Regions from separate parts of the Homo sapiens genome. Here regions 1 and 3 are each linked to region 2. A link is a contact called in ENCODE Hi-C or POLR2A ChIA-PET data. All regions are on one chromosome and are shown on one strand. The core of a region is the stretch at or near the end of the contact, and the rest is flanking DNA. Distances in the headings are between cores, read along the strand shown. Region 1 holds the start of ELF1 (E74 like ETS transcription factor 1). Region 2 overlaps DNAJC15 (DnaJ heat shock protein family (Hsp40) member C15). Region 3 overlaps FOXO1 (forkhead box O1).

Region 1 (2,700 bases), core at 83-2,582, 2.0 Mb before region 2:
TAATATCAACAATCCTTACAAAAGAGTAAGAAATAATAACTGATTGCCTTTGTCTCTTCCCTTTAATCTGACAGGCCTTCAAGCACTTAGTAAGTGCATAGCAAATTCTCAAAGAACTAGCTAAATATCATTTTGGTCAACAAGAAATGATTTGGCAAGTTTTATATCCAAAAACTTTATTTTTTGGAATCACTGCATATTCCAATTTTATCTTCATAAATATGTTTCAGAAATAAAATACTACTGCACTCATCTTTACAGAGCACCTAGAACTTTAAGGCACAGTAGGATGTATACTTGCCAGCCAAAATCTCATAACTACAATGACAAGTACTTCAGGAAAAGACTGAGCAATCTTTTCATTTACAGAAGGTTTTTAATTCAAGGCAGGCAAATTTTAAGAACAGTAATACAAAAGGAAGGCCAATACTCATCACTTTTTCTTTTTACACAAAATTGAAATAACTACGTTTCCTTAGAAGACAGCTTTACTTCTAAGGTTGTTACTCAGAACAAGTTTTCAGTGTGAATTATAAAACTTCATTTTTTTCTAATAGTAAATGAATCATTCTAGTCTTTCTTCCTCTATTTAATATTCACTTTTACTTGTTATCTAAATAATCTAATATTCATTTTTACTTATTATCTAAATAACAATTCATTTAAATTTCCATTGGGTTTCCAAAATGAAACATTTAATATAATTTCATTAACTTTAAAAAACAGAGAGGGAGAAAAAAATAAATAAATAACAGTCAATGAGCAACACCTATGGCTGAGTTGTCCCAAAACTTCACCCTTAGCTAAAATGCCAAAACAAAGCCACTGCCCCTGGATATTTAACATCTATATCACACAGGAATAATACGGTTTACTTAACTGTAACTTCAACTACCCCAAAAAATACAATTAGGTTTTTTAAATTAAAATTTGACCTTAGTTTGCTTTGTGGTACTTAAAAACAAATAAACAAACAAAAAACCTCTTTTATTCTTAAATTACATAGAAAAAAAATCACAAAGACATACAAAATGCTTTAGCAAGAAGATCTAAAACTTTCCAGAATTTCAGTGCTTTGTTTCCCCCTAGCAATTAAGTTCAATCAGGCATGTGACTGACCACACACATTTTATCAGAGGGTTAAAGAACACATTCAGCCATGTTCTTCAACAGGTAAGAACCACCCTCTGTTTATCAGCTCAAGAAAAAGCCAGAAGCAAACATACAAAATTGTAACAAGTTACCTTCAAGTATTCTTTCTCTATCGTCTTTTGAGCTTGAAAATAAAAAGCAATCCGACAAGTTTTAGCTGTTAAAATGGCTCCTGTAGATTGGGGAAGTGGTGTCTGTGCTTCAGCTTATGAGTCATACATGAAACCAAGTGTTTCTAAGGGAGGCACGCCCATGTTGCTGTGGACCCAATTATTCTGCTAGGTCAAACATGCAAATCTGCAGGTAAAAACGGTATAGGAAAGTGGGGATGAAGAGGCAAGGAGCAAGATCTACCTTGATTAGACCATTACTAAGCTCATATTAATTGCCATAATTTAAAACTAACAATAAAATAGAGTAAGAACCTACAAGGGAGCAAAATTAAAAACTATATATTGTTTTAAAATATAAAAATCTCAATTTTTAAAAGTTGCTTTACTATATCAAATAAAACTGTGAAAGGAAAAAAGTATGAAAGGGGATGGAAGGGAGATAGCAAACTCTGTGGCTCTTAATGTAACAATGGACTGGTGAGTGTAATCTGGCTACTCATTAACCCTCATATGAAAGAGATATATTGCTATGTAGTCTGGAAAGGCTAGCAAACTACAAAGCCAGATGCAGATCTGTAAGTTCACTAAACAGATAAAATCCACTAGAAAATTCAAAGTTCAGTGGAAAAATAAGTGTGAATTAAACTGGTTTACAGAATTTTTAAAAACCCACACTCCAATGTTAGGAATTTAAAGTCCAACAAAGCAAAATGATTTTAAATAAACTGCAAGCTTGATAAAACCCTTTTAAAAAAGTATTGGTACGATCATAGTTCATAACTCTACTACTTCCAAATGATAGCTACAGTTTGACTTACCTTTCAAGCAAAATTTTCTACATGTATTTCAAGCCTCTTGTGCCAGGCACCCTGCTACAGCTCCACTGCAATTGTGGCAAGGCCAACCTAAGGGGACAACTGTGGCCAGTGAAGCTCTGCCTTCCAAGTCAGAATACATCTGACAAAGTGCCCAAGCCACTGAAATATTACTACACCTACTTATTCTGGCCTCTGGGTGAATACTTATTAATTTATTCTAAGAGCTTAAATTAATCAAAATGGCTTGAAAGCACTAAGTACTTCCAAAGCGCTTGAAATGATAAATGCAACTCAATAGATAGCCTTCGTCCTGGTATCTTACAAAAAGTAAATAGGATTTAGCAAGGTTTTCTCCCTTTAGTTAATTAGTTGGGAGTTTATTCTGGCTTACCAGAGGCATAGTTGAGAGCACAAGCTGTCACTGACTTAGGAACTTTACAAAATGCTGCAAAACAGCAATGATTGTGAACCAACTTTCTGCCTGCTGTCTATTTATTCCTTACACTGAAGATTGCTTGGTTTATCCTTTTACTGAAAAATAATCTCCATGGTTTTACAAACTGTTAATTAAAAATTTATTAAAAAGAAATATAGACCATGTTTTCTCCTGTCAAATG
Region 2 (2,700 bases), core at 119-2,618:
TGGCTCATTCTTCTTTTCCATTAGTAGATGAGACCTCTCCATTTACCCTCTAGGTGTTAGGAATTCTCATACTGTTTCACTTAGGCTTTATCATACTCGTCACGGCATATTGTTAGAAAGTAAGTCCAAAAGAGAGTTCATGACATACCCTTTCTCTGCCACAGACCTCTCACAGTCCTTGCAGCAAAAGGCAGTTAGTGTCATTCTTTTAGTTGTTCAAGACAATAACCTTGACTCTTCTCTTTTCCTTTTAGTTGCTCAAGACAACTAAAAGGTCCTTTTAGTTCCTTTTGGTTGCAAAGACTTTATTTTCTTTGTCTTCCGAGAGACTTTTGGATATATTTACCTGGTCCAGGGTATTTTGAAGCATGACCATATGTTAGATTCTTAATTACGTTTAACTAGCATTGTCCATTATATTTTCTCATTTCAAAACCTTGACTCCATATCCAGTGTCTCAGCAAATCCTATTGGCCTTACCTCCGAACTCTATCTAGTATCTCACCACTTTCCTCATTTCCATCATTAATCGCTGTAGCCCAAGTGACCATTATCTCTTTCATGGATTATTTTAATAGACTTACAACTCATCCCCATGCCTCTGCTTTTCATCCTCTACAATCTATTCTCAACATGACAAGTAGAATGATCCTTAGAATTTTAATTGAAATAATCTTAGGCCTCTGCTCAAAACAATGATGTACTGTATCACTCGGAGAAAAGCTAGTCTTTATGTTGACCATATAAGGCCCAGCATGATCTGCTCCCCTTGTGACCTGTTCGACCTTGTTGCCTATTTTTTTCTCTTTCTCTTCCTGCTGTATGCACACTGGCCTTCTGGCTATTCGTTAGGCACACTGGGCACACCTGTGCTTTAGGGACTTTACACTTGTTCCCATTGCTAGTCCAAAATCTAAGGAATCCTTTTTCTTGCTTTAATTTTTTTCCAAAAGTCATTTTTTTCAGTGAAGCTTGCCCTACTCACTTTAAATTTGTTGCTCTTGTAGCAGGACAAGCCGCAGGCAAAACCTCTCAGACATCGAGTTGTAGAAGGAAGGGCTTTATTCAGCTGGGAGCATCGGCAAGCTACTGTCTTAAAATCCAAGCTCCCCGAGTGCACAATTTCCGTCCCTTTTACGGGCACACAACACTAAAGATTTTATATGAAAGGGTTGTGATTGATTGAGCAATCTAGGGGATATGTGACGGGGTTTCATGCACTGGTAGTCAGAGTGAAACAGAACAGAGCAGGGAGTTTCACAATGTTCTTCCATACAATGCCTGAAATCTATGGGTAACATCGGGTTCTAAGTCATGAGTTGATTTTTAACTACTAGGTTTAGGCCATGCAGGCTCGGGCGTGGTTTTGGGCCTGGGGCCAGGCTGCCTGTCTTTGATTTCACTTCCTTGTTTTTTTCTTAAAACAGGTACTGAGTATAAAATATAAAACAATGTGAGAGGGTCTCTCTCTTCCCTCACTCTCACCATACAAACACATACCTACTTCTTTATCTGCTTAATTTTTTTCCATAGCACAAATCACTGCGTAAAATAATTATATATTTTTCCTGTTAAAATTGTTTGTTGTCTGTCTCTCTTGCTAAAATGTACCTTCATGAGGATAGGGATTTTGTCTGATATATCCCTAGGGCTTAAAATCATGACTGGCACATAGTAAATACTGAGTATTTATTGAATTAATTAATGAACCAGTCAGAGATGGGAAATAGCCTTCAAGTGCCTGTTTGCTAAATTACCTAACCTTTTTATTGGGAGTTTATTTTCCTTAATGTTTGTTTAACAAATTAGTTATTCTTTCATGTTTTCCACATAACCTGTGGATTATCTTCATTTTTTTTTTTTTGTAAGGAAATTTACCAGACATAAGGTCCTAACTTTATTTTCTTTGTCTTCCGTGAGACTTTTGAATATATTTACCTGGTCCAGGATATTTTGAAGCATGACCATATGTTAGATTTTTAATTAAGTTTAACTAGCATTGTCCATTATATTTTCCCATTTCAAAACATAATTTCGGTCACCAGTATGGTACACATAAAATATGAGCTACAAGAGACATCTCGGTGGTGGTGAGAGACAGGACTAGTTGGACTTCCTAGGCCGACTAAGAATTCCTAAGCCTAACTGGGGAAGGTGACCGCACCTACCTTTAAACACAGGGCTTGTAACTCAGCTCACGCCCAACCAATCAGGTAGTAAAGAGGGCTCACTAAAATACAAATTAAGCTAAAAGCAGGAGGTAAAGAAATAGTCAAATCATATATCGCCTGAGAGCACAGGGGGAGGGGCAGTGATTGGGATATAAACCCAGGCATTGGAGCAGAGAGTGGGCAACCCCCTTTGGGTCCTCTCACATTGTACGGGAGCTCTGTTTTCATTCTATTAAATCTTGCAACTGCACACTCTTCTGGTCCGTGTTTGTTACGGTTCGAGCTGAGCTTTTGCTCGCTGTCCACCGCTGCTGTTTGCTGCCGTCGCAGACCTGCCGCTGACTTACACCCCTCTGGATCCAGCAGGGTGTCCACTGCGTTTCTGATCCAGTGAGGTGCACATTGCCGCACCTGATCAGGCTAAAGGCTCGCCTTTGTTACTGCACGGCTAAGTGCCCTAATCGAGCTGAACACTGGTTGCTGGGTTCCACCGTTCTCTTCCATGACCCACAGCTTCTAATAGCTATAA
Region 3 (2,700 bases), core at 197-2,696, 2.4 Mb before region 2:
ATAACTGGTTATTTAGATAAGCAATACTATACAGAACTGCAGAAAAAGTTCATGTTTATCTGTATTACAGATGAGACTAAGATACTGGAGGCACCACACTTAGGGTCATTTGCAAGCTGTAGTACACATTTTACTGCCAACAGTCCACTACTGAGTTAACAGTGATATGTCTACCCACTTAAAAGTTTTTGTATTTTAAAAAATTCTTGAAATTTGGTTTTTCTGTCAGTAGACTTCAGTGGCAGAAAGGCTGGAATGCTGTGAAGGTTCTTTCTGTTTCTAAATTTAGGAACAGCAAGGATTGGTTTAGGGTCAGTTTAGTACAATGACAGCAGTGAACCAGATCATTTAATTTAAGGACCTAGTAATTTAAAAGGATGCACTAGAAAAACATGTCAAGCCAGATGAGAACCTCTGGCATCACCATCATCACCATAAGGAGATAACTTATAGAGGAACGTTGAAGTGATGTAAGGAAGACATTATATGAAAGAATACATTTTTGCTTCTCCAACAAAAAAAAAAGCTAAAATTTGTCATTTTTAAATGTCTGTTTCATTCCCATTGTGTGTGAGAAACTAAATATTAAGATGTTTCCTGGGACCAGAAAGGAAAAGTAAATAGAATTCTGCCCTTAAAAGCTTACAGTCCAATGAGATTTGGGGGCGAGAGACTAACTCACAAAAAGTTCCAAGAGAGAGCACACCTGTTAAGGGGGGAATCAAAGGAAACAGAGAAATCCCATTCAATTGGGGAGGAAATCAAGACAACAAGCTTCACAAAAAAGGCAGCAAAATAGGCAGTCTGGGAGGAGGAGGAGGGGGCCTAAGGTTTCAGAAGGTGGCAATGGTCCTAGGAAAATACATGCCCACTCACGACAGTGGTGAGAAGTGGTCATCAGAAGGATGGGCACTGTATTCATACTGTGATGAGGCACTGAAGGCAGTAGAAACTTCAGACCATCACTGGAAGTTCTGAAATGGAAGGAAGGGGGGCAGGGCAGCGCACCACCTCTGTAACTCCAGAACAGTCACTAAGGCCAGGCACGGTGGCTCACGCCTATAATCCAAGCACTTTGGGAGGCCAATGCGGGTGGATCACCTGACGTCAGGAGTTCGAGACCAGCCTGACCAACATGGTAAAACCCCGTCTCTACTAAAAATACAAAAATTAGCCAGGTGTGGTGGTGCGTGCCTGTAATCCCAGCTACTTGGGAGGCTGAGGCAGGAGAATCGCTTGAACCCGGGAGCAGGGGGTTGCAGTGAGCTGAGATCAGATAGTGCCACTGCACTCCAGCCTGGGCAACAAGAGGGAAACTCTGTCTTTAAAAAAAAAAACAACAACAGTTACTAAGACAATGAAAAGGGAAGCAGGGATATGGAGAAGGTTCAAGAGCCAGCAGAGTGACTCATCTCTTCAGAGGTCACAAGCCTCAGGGCTGATGGAATAGGAGGTCAGACCCTCTGACAGTCTAACCCTGCTTGGCCCTACCACAGGGTCGCCTGTCAGTAGTCCAGAGCCCTACACGTCATTCTTCTAGTTTTAGGTGCAGTAAATAAAAACACTAGTAACTAAGTTAGGAATTCTCTCAGTTTTTTATTCCAATAGTTCAAAATCACTCACTAAGCAACAAAGGCATTTTCATGCAGGAAAAAAATAAACTAATTTTGTCTAGAGCAGGGAGGGTTTCACAACTTCAGCACTACTGACACACATAGTGGCCAGCACTACTGGTCAGATAATTCTCTGTTATGGGAGGTCGGTCCTGTGCTTTGCACGGTGTTTAGCAGCACCCCTGATCTCTAATCACTAGATGCCAGTAGCAACACATCCCCACCCAAGCTGTGACAACAAAAGATGTTTCTTGAATTGCCAAATGTCAGAGGGACCAGCTGAGAACCACTAGCCCAGTCTTTAGCAGAGGAAGAATTTAGACCTAATTAGAAGTTTTTTCCTTTCTCCCTTCTATCTGAAAAATCTTCGAAAATAAAACGACTGAGAACGGGAGAGAGCAACCTTTGCCTTATGTGGCAAACCCAATCCCTCAATCCTCACGACAATCTTAGCAAGTGCTATCCTCATTATACATGTGAGAAAACCTATCCTTAAATGTTAATTTGTCCAAGGTTAAGTTAAACAAGCTTGAACGGATTTGTGACAATACTCAAGGTTCTAAACACTACAGAACCTCTGCCCCCACAGGGCCATAGATTCCACTCCTTGAATAAAACAAACATTAAAAACTCTAGATAATCCTACACTAAAATAGCACAAATCCTGTCCATCTATTAGGAACCAATTACTCAAGAAAAAGCTAAAGGGCCACACACTTCATGCAAGCATCATATGTAAAGGGAATTAAAAGAATTGCTTTAGGTCACTGTGATTTCTTTTAAAGGATAAGGAAAGGGAAAGGGAGGGACGATGAACATTATTTGGAAGCAGAGTCCTAAGCCAAGCAATGTCTGGCTCTGAAGGTAGCCCTGGTTACCACTGCCTCTGAACTACACTACACTCTCTCTCTCTAAGTATCGTCCAAAGCAAAACCAAAAGACTTTCTCAATGAGGGCGCTCCTGGGCGCTATTCTGCTCATCTGATGATCCAGTTAGAAGGGCGGCTTTAGCATCCCCCAAGCCCTGAGTCTCAGGACCTCAGTCTGGAGCAGGTCACTTCGCTTCTCTTCACCTCAGTTTCCTGTG

The links. Hi-C counts contacts between places; a loop is a spot of excess contacts on that map. ChIA-PET counts read pairs that join two places held with the same protein, here RNA polymerase II (POLR2A). Pooled maps may share reads with other maps.
Region 1: a map with no recorded cell type shows a loop between it and region 2 (7-fold over the local background). The contact joins the promoter of ELF1 here to the enhancer-like site in region 2. A Hi-C loop is called at or near these places in 1 of 37 single-sample maps with no recorded cell type and 2 of 50 pooled maps. POLR2A ChIA-PET finds 5 or more read pairs at or near these places in 1 of 52 experiments (CD4-positive, alpha-beta T cell).
Region 3: a map with no recorded cell type shows a loop between it and region 2 (6-fold over the local background). The contact joins two enhancer-like sites. A Hi-C loop is called at or near these places in 2 of 37 single-sample maps with no recorded cell type.

Annotation. Positions count from the first base shown.
Region 1 is chr13:41,017,984-41,020,683 of GRCh38, forward strand. It overlaps ELF1 (E74 like ETS transcription factor 1), which reads right to left and starts at 1,333. Exons shown (of 9, transcript NM_172373.4): 1 at 1,245-1,333. RefSeq lists an enhancer at 1,218-1,327.
Region 2 is chr13:43,044,308-43,047,007 of GRCh38, forward strand. All of the region lies in intron 1 of DNAJC15 (DnaJ heat shock protein family (Hsp40) member C15), which reads left to right. Among named protein-coding and RNA genes, the nearest start is that of DNAJC15, 22 kb to the left of the region's middle. RefSeq lists enhancers at 1,291-1,340, 1,441-1,500, 1,842-2,517. Within about 2 kb of position 1,369, at least 16 of the 41 ENCODE cell types and tissues checked have a DNase peak (open chromatin) inside an H3K27ac peak, as active enhancers do.
Region 3 is chr13:40,637,875-40,640,574 of GRCh38, forward strand. The region is part of intron 1 of FOXO1 (forkhead box O1); the gene reads right to left. Among named protein-coding and RNA genes, the nearest start is that of FOXO1, 27 kb to the right of the region's middle. Within about 2 kb of position 1,447, at least 10 of the 41 ENCODE cell types and tissues checked have a DNase peak (open chromatin) inside an H3K27ac peak, as active enhancers do.